Regions from separate parts of the Homo sapiens genome. Here region 1 is linked to region 2. The links are chromatin loops, found by intact Hi-C in ENCODE. Cell type or tissue: heart left ventricle. All regions are shown on one strand. Each heading gives the region's core, and the rest is flanking DNA. Links, peaks and the distances in the headings are about the cores only.

Region 1 (5,381 bases), core at 196-5,195, 1.9 Mb after region 2:
ATAAGCTACATGTGGGGACTATAAGCTTGTTCAATAGCACACAGAACTATGTAGCTATGAGCAAATTACTTAAACTTTCCCAAAAAAAAAAAAAAACAGTGTGGGGGAACAATACTGCCTCAAAGGTTTTTGGCAGGCTTAATCAGCTATGTAAAGCACTAAACAGAATAGGCTCATTTACTCGATACATGGTAGCTATTCCTGCTGTTATTCCCTACAATATGCTGTGGGCCGTCAGAATTTGTCCTCATTTTAAAATTGTTTCTAGTCTCGTAAAAAGGGAAAACATTCACACAAATAATTAAAACACTATAGGATAAGAGTCTATCACACTAGCCAACAGGAGGCCTGACCTAACAGGCTTTGGCCTTCGCAAATGTGAAGTCGCCGACATTCAGGATACCTTCTATCATCTCTCCTTTAGGGACCATCAGGATCCTGCTGCTTGGATCACAAGCATGGCATTATCAAGAGATTGGCTCAAACACCATCTCCTCAGTGTAGACCTTCGTGATGCTGCCAAGAAGAATTAACACCTTTTTCATCCCATGTCCTCCAGCAGTGTGTGTCTGTGTGTGTCCCTATTAAGAAATTGAAGTTCCTCAAAGGCAAGAATCATGTTTTTCATTTCTATATTCCTAACCAAATCAACTACAATAAATGCCCAAATAAGTTTCATTGAATGAATGAATGAATGAATGAATGAATGAAAAGGAAATTAAAATTACACACACAACAGTGGATATGTAGAAAAGACAAGCACAGCAAGAGCAACTAGGCTGCCCAGGGAGGCAGTATGCAAGTCCAGAACCTAGCTTATGTTCAGAGGGCTTTCAAAAGACAGATCAAAGGAAGTGGAGCCTGGGCAAGAGGCAGCCCTAGTCTGTTTACTCTTCAGTCACTTTGTAACTTACCTGCTGCCCCCACCCCAGGTCTGCTTTGACATGAGATCTTTAAATGTTGAGGTGGGAAGGGGGGAATCGCTTAACTGCTATCTGATTCTTCATCTGTAAAATAAAGCTACTGACACTGACCTTCCTCATAGAGCTATTGTGTGGGATAATTAATTAATAATTGCAGAATCCTTTAAGAGTATAAAGTGCAACATAAATGCTAAGCATAATTTCCACACAGTCTCTGCTGGCTCTTCTCAAGCACATTCCGGCGGCCTCGGGGTCTTTGATCTGCTGTTATCACCTGCAATAGAGCAAACAATGCCTTTGTATCATTAAGCAAATACATAATGAATGGTATTCATTGTTAAAGGTTACTTAGCAATATAACTTTTTTTTTGCCTTTTGAATGGGAACATCCACCGGTGAGAGGATTACGTAAGCTAATAGCTAATGTATCAAAGGAAAGGAGAGAAAAGAAACAGCCATGGCAACCAGAGCAATAGGGCCCAGGCTTTGGCCCTCAGAAGAAACCTGTATCCACCTAGCAAAAGGAGGATAAGGACTAACTGGGAGAAAACCAGAGGGGATGGTGAACAGAAAAGTCAACAACAGGAAATGGCAGACTGTGGCCTAGTCATCCTCTGGCTGTCAGATCTCGGCTTATTGCATGAGACATAATCTGCCATCTTCAGGAGTGTGAACCTGGTCCTCTTCGAGTCTCTGGGTTCTTCCCTTCATGCCGAGTGGTGCTTTGGTGGGAAAATTGTGTTTTTCTTTGAATATAACCTTTTCTAGAGATAGAGGTGGGCGGCACTATGATCAGAGAACCTTTATCCTCTGCATTCCTCCCAATGCTCGGCTCTTCCCCGAGAAATGGCCCTCAACCCAATGCAGGGGCAATGGCTAGCCCCAGGAACAATCATCCCAAGATTCTCAAGGTAAGTGAGACAGACCACCTCCTCCCATAAAATGCAAAAAAGCTCACAACTTGTTCATTGGCTCACTTGATTTAATATCAAAAGATTGGAACAGTGTTACAATTCCCTTAAGTGTTCCTTTGAGATTTAAACAAAAGAAATAACAAATGTTTACTGATTTGGTTTGGATTGTTCAAGTTTAGACTTCAGTACTCTAGCACAGTCTTAAGGTATTTGGTAATTCTACAAGTTTAATTTTTAAATGTTAGAGTTAACTTTTATGTCATGTTTTTCAAAAACTATGTGAATTTACAATGTACTCCTCTCCCTATATTCCTTTAAATAATACCCAAAACACAACTCTCATATACCCCTCTATGTTTTACTGCCTTGGCTACAGGGATTTTATGTCTCTTATTTGGCATTGCTGTTTATTGTCACTTCCCCCATAATTCTGGTTTTTGCTGCCCTGTTTTTTTATCCTTTTGAAAGTCTTTCTTCACTATGCTAAGTCAAACTTTGAAACTCTTGGTAAATGCCATAAAATTTTTCTTAACATGGAACAAGATCGCCACCCAGTGGCCATGCTGAGCTTCACTCTATGCATTTTTCCAGATTTTTCCCCTCACACTTTTATTTATCTGGACTGCAGAACAGAGGTGTCCTTAAAGAATAGCCCAGCCCCTTCATTTTTCTGAGGAGAAAACTGAAGGTCAGAAAGGTTAACATTTGGTCAAGTCCACAATACCACAATAAGACCCATGCCTTAGGCCAGGCTTCAGTCCTCATGTTTTCAAGGACTACCTCAGAACTGGAGGTGACCTTCAGGATCAGCCAATCCAAGCCCTCTAACATACAGATGAGGACACTGAGGCACAGAGAAGAAAAATGGCTTCTCAAGATTTATGGAGCTGACTAAATGGGACAAAATTAACACTTAGCCTGATGTTCATTCTCCTACTTAGACCAATCTCATTTTAAATATTTTATTTTCCCCCTTGGATTATCATAATTCCAGCCTTTAATAGGTGACCATAGTAGATGAGCATAAAATGGTCAGCCCTTGCCTTCCTCAAAATGAATAAAGTTATGTAATGGGAACCGTCAGAAAGGTAAAATTCATTCTCATTAATGAACTGTTCATTGTTGGTATATCCAAAAATATTTCACCACTTTTGTTTATACTTAGGAGGTGATAGATTTAATTAAAGGCAATTAGAAATTCTAACTATGCCTTCTTTCAGTTTAAAGAGAATACTTGGCCAGGCTTGGTGGCTCACGCCTGTAATCCCAGTACTTTGGGAGGCCGAGGCAGGCGGATCACGAGGTCAGGAGATCGAGACCATCCTGGATAACATGGTGAAACCCCGTCTCTACTGAAAATACAAAAAATTAGCCGGGCATGGTGGCGGGCACCTGTAGTCCCAGCTACTCAGGAGGCTGAGGCAGGAGAATGGCGTGAACCCGGGAGGCGGAGCTTGCAGTGAGCCGAGGTCGCGCCACTGCACTCCAGCTTGGGCGACAGAGGGAGACTCCGTCTCAAAAAAAAAAAAAAAAAAGAATACTCATCTCTGGTTCAAAATGTCTTGATTCTAGAATTTCAGTACTTGGATTTGAACACTTCCTCTGGCAAGTTAGGGATGACTTCACATTGTCCACTAACTTCAAAATCCTCTTTATGGCATGAGAAAGATCCACAACATTGAAGAGTCCTTATCACTCTAAATAATTCTGAGTTCCTAAACTCAGGTGAATAAGATTCACAGAGGGTAGCGGATGCTGCCTGGCTTTGCCCCACCCCAGATCCGTATGGTCCTCCTGAGTTCATCTGCAGCTGTGATCCAGGCAAACTGACAGCTCCCCACCTCCCCTGCTGTCTTCCATGCCTGGGGGCTTTGGAGCCTCCCCAGCTTCTGGTGGGACAATGCTGAGTTGGGCTGCACACGGTTTTTCAAAAGATCCCCTGGGATTGAGCCCCAGTTGCCCTGGAGCCCTAACATGAAACTACTCCCTAACCCCTGGAATTGGCCTTTCTCCTTTTCCCATGGCATTTTCCCGACTTCCTCACTTGTGCTTCCTGGGATTACCTCTCCAGGAGGGGCAATTAAACAAACAACCTGCATCCACACCCTTGCCTCAGGGCCTGATTTTCAGGGAATACAAACAACTGACTCTGCATTGTAGAGAAGCCCTGTTTTGCCTTGATGACACATCTAGTCTCTAATAATGGTGTCCCAAGAGGTTGTTCAGTCTGGCCTTTCTCCCTGTATACAAGCAGATTAACTAGGAAGCATGAGAAGTTGAAATGTCAGGGCCTATCACTCGAACAAGCCATTTTCAAGCCTTGGGAAGGGCTCTAGAAATCTACTCACATGGTATATGTTTTTGTAAAATTTACAAAGGCAAGACATTTTAACCCTAGTCAGTCAAGACCACTGTCTCTTTTCAGGTTGTATTCTGGTGACGGAGAGTACTTTGGGAATCTAGCTAAAGGGGAAATTGAGTTAGAAATACACATTTTAACTGAAATTTGGCAAGATGTTTCAGAACATTTCAGTAAAATAAATGTAAAATTACAGACTCCTGTTGGGAGAATATGGAGTGTTCTTTCTGCTATCTTTAAATCAAGTATTTAAAGAACTGAGAGAAAATGTCAATAAAAAAGTAATAGAGTAAGACACAAAAGCAACAGAGTGAGCAATAAAATCAATAGAAATTATTTCAATATCAAGAAGTAAATTGCAACAAAAACATTCAGCATATCAAATGCAGTCAGAAGAATAGAGTAAAAATAATGATAGGCTTATGGATTATTTGATAACACAATTAATAAACACAAGTGAGTCATGTGAATACACTGGAAAAAATTAAATACCCCAATTTTTTGACACCAAATATTGATATCAATGAATAAAATATAAACTCAAAATACATCACCACAATGAGTACACCTATGACAAACTGGTTAATGACTGTCATTAATTCAAAGTACTCAACATAGGATAGTGCACTAGAAAGCTTGAAATGCCTTGAAAACAAACAGATCATATGTGCCAAAAACTTAATAGAGGTTTCCAAATTTGAGAACAGTCCTAACAATTTACATGACATTGTCAACTATGAGTTGTGAAAGCTATATGAAATGTTTCTAAATTATCAAAAATAAAAAACAAACTGTAATCCATCATGGTAGAAGAAAGACTAAATTATCTTTCTATTCTCTCTATGGAATGTTATTCCTAAAACATTATCATATGAAGATGAAACTAAAGAATTTGCTTTCAGAAATGGAAGGGAAAAATTATCAAAGAAGTCTGAAAGTAGGAAATTCGATTAAATATTAGGCTAAATAAAATAAAATGTATTCATTTACTTTTAAAATAAAAAATATTCTATTACTTTTCAGGATGTTGTTTTTTGTGCTGTTTGTCATTAAGTATCTGTCATTTCTTGTCAGTCCTTTTCTTAGTCCAAATAAATGGTTTTGATACTTAATTTTACATTTATAATGTGGTATTCTTTTCTTAAAGAAAGCCTCCTAAATTATATAAGCTTCCAGGACCATTTC
Region 2 (5,381 bases), core at 244-5,243:
TGAAGGTTAAGTACATTCACACACTTCAGACAGCATGGCCAGGCTCCTAGCTGGGAAGATAATTTACCCGGCACGAACCTGGTGCCCTAGTTCTGGCGGGGTTGAGCGAAGTAGGGTGGGGAGAAGGAATAGCTGATATGTCCCAGGTCTACAGTGACTAGAGGTCAACCAGAGGGCACCTCTGTTTATAACCTGAGTCCCTTTCTCATTTATCTTCCACTGAGGATTCCCTAGTTGGATCCATGACAGGTTTTGTGACATCACCTGTCAGCTAATAATAGAAATTCAGTCAGCCACCTGCCAGCCAAGATGGATGGGTTTTTGGTTACAGACTTATTAACCGAATGTGGAGCTCCATGCCCCACCCCTGCCCCACTTCTCCCAGCCTGGTCCCTTCCATTCCCCTCCCCATCTCCAGCTTACAGGCTGGGGAGGTGCTTCCTACAGCGCTCATTGGAACTCCCCCACAACCTTTTCTAGATGCTTTATAACAAGATCGCCACTGGCACCTTAAAGACACAAACCACACCCCATGGCCTTGCCTTGGTTCACCTGGGAGTCTCAATCACTGACTTGCTCTGGTGGCTGGAAGACAGGAACCCAGACATCCGGTGTGAGAAGCCACACAGCCACTTGGCAGTGATATGTGGGGTGCAGCCCCAGGGGCCAAGGGGCTTATGCCTCCCAGAGGCTGACAGAATTGAAGCCTAGAGCTGTATTAGCACCCCAAATTGAAACCTGACTAGAGACAGATGACTTAGAGTGCTCTTAGAATACAGTCAAAAGACTTAGGATTTTAGCTGGTTCAGAGCAACCATTGGGTGAAAAAAAATCTAAAATGTTTCTTCAGAATCTTTTAGTTTAGTTCGCCTGAATGTGCTGGTAAAAAATAAACTATAATTATGTTCTTCCAGGAAAAAGTGACTTCAAAGAACATACATTTTTACCGTAAATTTGTGTTTAAAAATCTTGTAATAAATGAGACTCTAACATGGCCAATAGTTGGGAATAATTTTATTTTCCTTTAACAACAAAAATGTTTCCAGACACTTTCCCTAATGATGGGACTGGAATCGGAGAGGCCACCTGCTGTGTGGGTGGCAGTGAATCGAGAGGCTTCTGAAGACCAGGGTGCCTCTGCCTGCGACCCCCAGACGCCTGTGTGTGCCTGGAGCCCCCTGCACGCGCTCTCGGGGCTGGACGAGACCAGGAGGCTTTCCTTCCACTGCCTCCTGTGTCACAGGCCCTCGGCTCCATCTGGACTACTGAGAAGAATGTATACCAGGAGTCCATTTGCAATCCAAGCTCTTTTGTGTAGTTAAAATGATAATGTTGCCATAAAAATGACAGTTTAAAAAAGGGGAAAAGGGAACGGCTGGCTGTTAAGAGAACAGGCCCTCCACTTTCTGAAGGATCTATACGCCTCAGCAGGGCCCCCGTCCTGAAGCTGATGCACACTGGGAGAGCTATTCTCCATACACAAGTGCAGCCCATTCAGTGACACGAGTTCTTTCCTGGCAAATAAAATGTACCCTTAGATCTTTACAGACATCACCACTTTGGTCCCTACGCCCCACTGGGTTTTTATTTTGGAAAAATAGTTTCAGAGCTGTTCACAGGCAGCTTGTTTTACTCTGTGAACTGGATGTAATGTTGTGAGATTTTTAAAATTAGATTTCCCAGTTTTTAAGGGACACCTGAGTTGGTAAAGCCTTTGAATCTTTAAGGATGAGGTTAGCGAGGATTTCTACTTGTTTTTAGAGCCTACAGATGTAATTCTAGGTATATTCACTACAAGTGCACTTTGGGCCTAAAACGTATTTATGTGAGATCCCTTGATTAGCAACCTTGGATATCAGCTTTGCCATCCAGACAGCAGCTAGAGGAAATCATTAAAAATGAAATGACCTCTTTCTCTGGCTTCTATGTGTAAACATTTCACATATTACAAAGGTATTTTCAATACAGCCAGAGGTGTCTGGTGGGTATCGTGTATACTGTAGCACCAGATGCCCCAGATAAGACCTTCTACTCCCCAGCTAGTTGGCTTTGGGCAAGTACTTAGATTCCACGAGACCTTCATTTTCTCATGGATTTTAAAATAGTATCAATGTCACAGGGCTGATGTGAAAATGAAATGATAGCACTTAGAAAAGGGCCCAGCACACTGGAAGTGCTCAGGAAACATGGGCTGCCAGCCACGCTCAGAACAAGCTGTGTACAGGAGCGGTGGGTGCAGCCACATCTCATAGACAGGGACCAGGAACAGTGAGGCTAATGTGCTGAAGGTCGCTGACTGCGAGGCAGACACAGATAAGAGAATGGTCGGATCTACTGGAGTAAGGTCACCACCCAGCACTAAGGTGCCAATTTCTTCCCCTCTCTACTATTGCATTTATCAGAATATATGATTTTGTCATTTCAAATCTGAAAGCCAAACGGTAGAACGAAGGCTGGCAGGGGAGCTGAAAGGAATGGGAGGGTCTCTGTCAGTGGGGAGGAGAGGGAAGGGAGCCAGCAGGCGTCACTGATGTGGCTCGGCCTGCGAGCGTGTTGGTGGCCAGCGCTGCACCCATTCCTAAGACCCCTGACTTCCAGAACAAGGCTGCAAAAGACCACCTGTTTCCAAAACAAGGCCGTGTGGATCCTTACCACGACAGCTTGTTAAATTCCCTAGAAGTGAGAACTTGCTGGGTAGGGGACATTAGAAACGAAGCCCAGGCTTCATTTTACTAAAGTTCAAATCTGAGGATTTCCGAAAGAGGGCGGGGGAGCTCGAGCTGTCGAACCTGTAGGGTGGCATTTCCTAGAAGTGCACATGTATTCAAACTGGCCACTGGGGGATCTTTATTTTGTGTAGAGGTAGATGGAATCTTTTTGAATACTTGTATAAGCAATAAACGTATATGGCTTAGAATTCGAAAGCCTGTTTTGATTAAGGTAAAGCAAAAGAAGGGGTGCCTTCCAAGTGTCAACCAGAAATGGCCATATCCCAGATTTAATTCTCTCATCCCTTAACACTGCCAGTGGGCGTCCAATTAAATAAACAAAACGACACAGGAACCCCCCACCTCTCAAAAGTCCCAAGTTCCCTGTTGGCCTGACTGTGAAACCACCTTCCCGGAACCTCCCAGGCCAGGCGCCTGGGCTTTCCTGGGCCAGTGACTGCAGCGCCGCCACTTACCAGGAGATGGCGGCTGGAGCTTGGGCTGCTTTTTGGTGTCCCCGGTGCTGAAGACTTCCGGCGGGGGCTCCTCCCCACGTTCGATCTTGCACTCAAAGGCAAACAGGTACTGAATATACTGCTTTTTCAGGGAGCTCGCTGCACTGCTTGAGGTGCCAACGTTTAGGTTGGTTGCCAGCTCACGCCACTTCTTGTTTTTATTAACCTAGTGAAAAACACGGCAGGATCATTGGTTTGCAACAAAGTGGCTTGTTTAAAGCCAGGAGACAAAAAAAGCACTTAATGTCTTGGTTGACTTTTCTTCATTTGCCTCTTTTAACTAATGCTCATTACTCCCACTCAGCAGTGCATAGGCAGCATTTACAGTTATAAAACCATTAGGGAACCTGCTGATGGCAACAGAAAAAGCACTGCTCGGAGGTCCTTCTGCCCGCCACATCTCCCAACGCCTCACGCTCATCCCACTGCACCTCCAATTAAGGAAAAAGGGCATCTCAAAACATTTAAAAAGCAACAACGGCACTATTTTCCAAGTTAGGTTTTTGGGCACTGATGTGAAAGTGCTCATTCCAGCAGCTGCAAGCCCTCAGAAGTGGGCCTGTGATTCTGGGCCGTACCCATCCCCTCACCCCAAGACTGCTTGGGGTGTCAGGCAAAAGCAAAAGCAGCACCTCGTGCAAAGGCAAATGAGCCCCTGGACCAACGGCCCCCAACTTAAAAAGCATGATGCGATGCCACTGGCCACCAGCCCTGCTGACGGGGCAGGTGCACACCTTCCTGTGCGGTGCTCTTACTCAAGGAGGCTTAAAGGGCTGGAGACAACACAGTCGCAAAAGGAGGAGAAAGAAAGAGAACTCCTGAAATGTGACGTCAAGATCCGAGGCATTATTTTAACCTTTTGATTCCCACTTGGGAACAGGTTATGAAAGGTTAAACGGTTAAACACATGGATGAAACATGAGGATTTGCAAATAACTTGGGGAAGGTTTTGCCTTTTGATGTCTCCTGCGTTGTGTGGCAAGGGAGGAGGTAAGGGGACAGTGGTTTTTAATGAAATATTAAATTTCTGGGTTCAAACTTTCTCACACGGCTCTTCTGTCCATTTACTTAGTACTCGGTGGTGTATAATAAATTGTGGATGCTCCCGGAGATGCCCACCGCCCTCTTTTGGCACTGAATGCAGGGCTGCAAACTGTGGGTCTTCAGGTTACTTCAGAAATGGCAAGCTGGGCGCTGCTCAGTGTGACCTAAGAAGGAAGGCTGGGAGCTGAGCTTTGTGTGGTGGCAGCACCTGCTCCCAACCACATCTGATGCCCACAAGGTACACAGCATGATGGGGTGGGGACAAAGATGCAACCCAGCTACATTCCAGCAACCCTCATTATAAGCCCGCGGAGAGTCTCATGACAGACCCAGCCTGGTTATATATACTGTGGACACAGTCACAGTAAGGAAGTAGCCAGACACTATCTACTCTGTGCTGGCTGATAAAATCTAATCGTTTGAGCAGTCTTGGTGATTCTAAAAAATCCATGTCAGAAGAGGCTAGGTGCAGGGGAGAAAGGTCAGGGGAGTCCAGGGGCAGAAGGCAAAGGAGCCCAGGTGCAGAGGGGAAAGGTCAGGGAGTCCAGGTCAGAGAGAGGCGTGTCTCAATCATTCTCTTTGCTGACCATCACTCACACGTGGTATCACACGACTTAGCAGCTGGTTATGCAGCGTCATGGGCAAGCTCTAATTCTTTCTGTCACAGGTCTCAGTTCCCCCATGGAATGGATTAGGCACCTAGTGGGAAGGCTAAGCACAAAGAAGGCCTCCCCTTTCTCCCCCGAGACGCAGCACTGAGACCACGGTAGGCCGTCAGTGACACCTGCAGGGCAGATGACTTGCCCTTGGATAGTTAGTGACCCCCGCCACCTTGGTGGGGCGCAGGGCGCCTGATTCTGACTGCCTGTTAGATTACCTTGGGCACAGAAGGTTTCATTTCATTGATGTCGGGTGGTAGCCCAGGTACTGACAGCTTTGAAAAGCTGCCCAGGCCATTCTAATGCATAGCTGGACTCCAGAACCAGTGGCAAATGGGAAGAGTATGTGTCTGGAGTCAGACAGACCTGGCCCCACCAACTACCCTGTGAGTGTCCCTGGGCTACAGCATTATTCTATTTTTTAAAAAATATATTATTTTTTATTGAGACAGGGT

Evidence for each region. Hi-C counts contacts between places; a loop is a spot of excess contacts. Peaks named below come from ENCODE experiments on the same cell type or tissue, not always from the same donor. Only the 100,000 strongest peaks of a DNase experiment are listed, where the experiment ranks them.
Region 1: a loop joins it to region 2, with 6 times the contacts of the local background. A loop is called at or near these places in 10 of 110 quality-filtered maps.

The regions. Positions count from the first base shown.
Region 1 is chr6:155,324,705-155,330,085 of GRCh38, reverse strand. No RefSeq gene overlaps it. Among named protein-coding and RNA genes, the nearest start is that of TFB1M, 13 kb to the right of the region's middle. In heart left ventricle, for the core only: a CTCF peak has its summit at 2,391 (motif pointing left); no DNase peak of the experiment used is centred there.
Region 2 is chr6:157,182,239-157,187,619 of GRCh38, reverse strand. ARID1B (AT-rich interaction domain 1B) reads right to left here. Exons shown (of 20, transcript NM_001374828.1): 13 at 3,185-3,389. Among named protein-coding and RNA genes, the nearest start is that of TMEM242, 140 kb to the left of the region's middle. RefSeq lists enhancers at 677-1,177, 1,178-1,678 and a silencer at 3,631-3,925. In heart left ventricle, for the core only: a CTCF peak has its summit at 3,181 (motif pointing right); a DNase peak (open chromatin) is centred at 3,199; H3K4me3 peaks cover 239 bases; H3K27ac peaks cover 414 bases.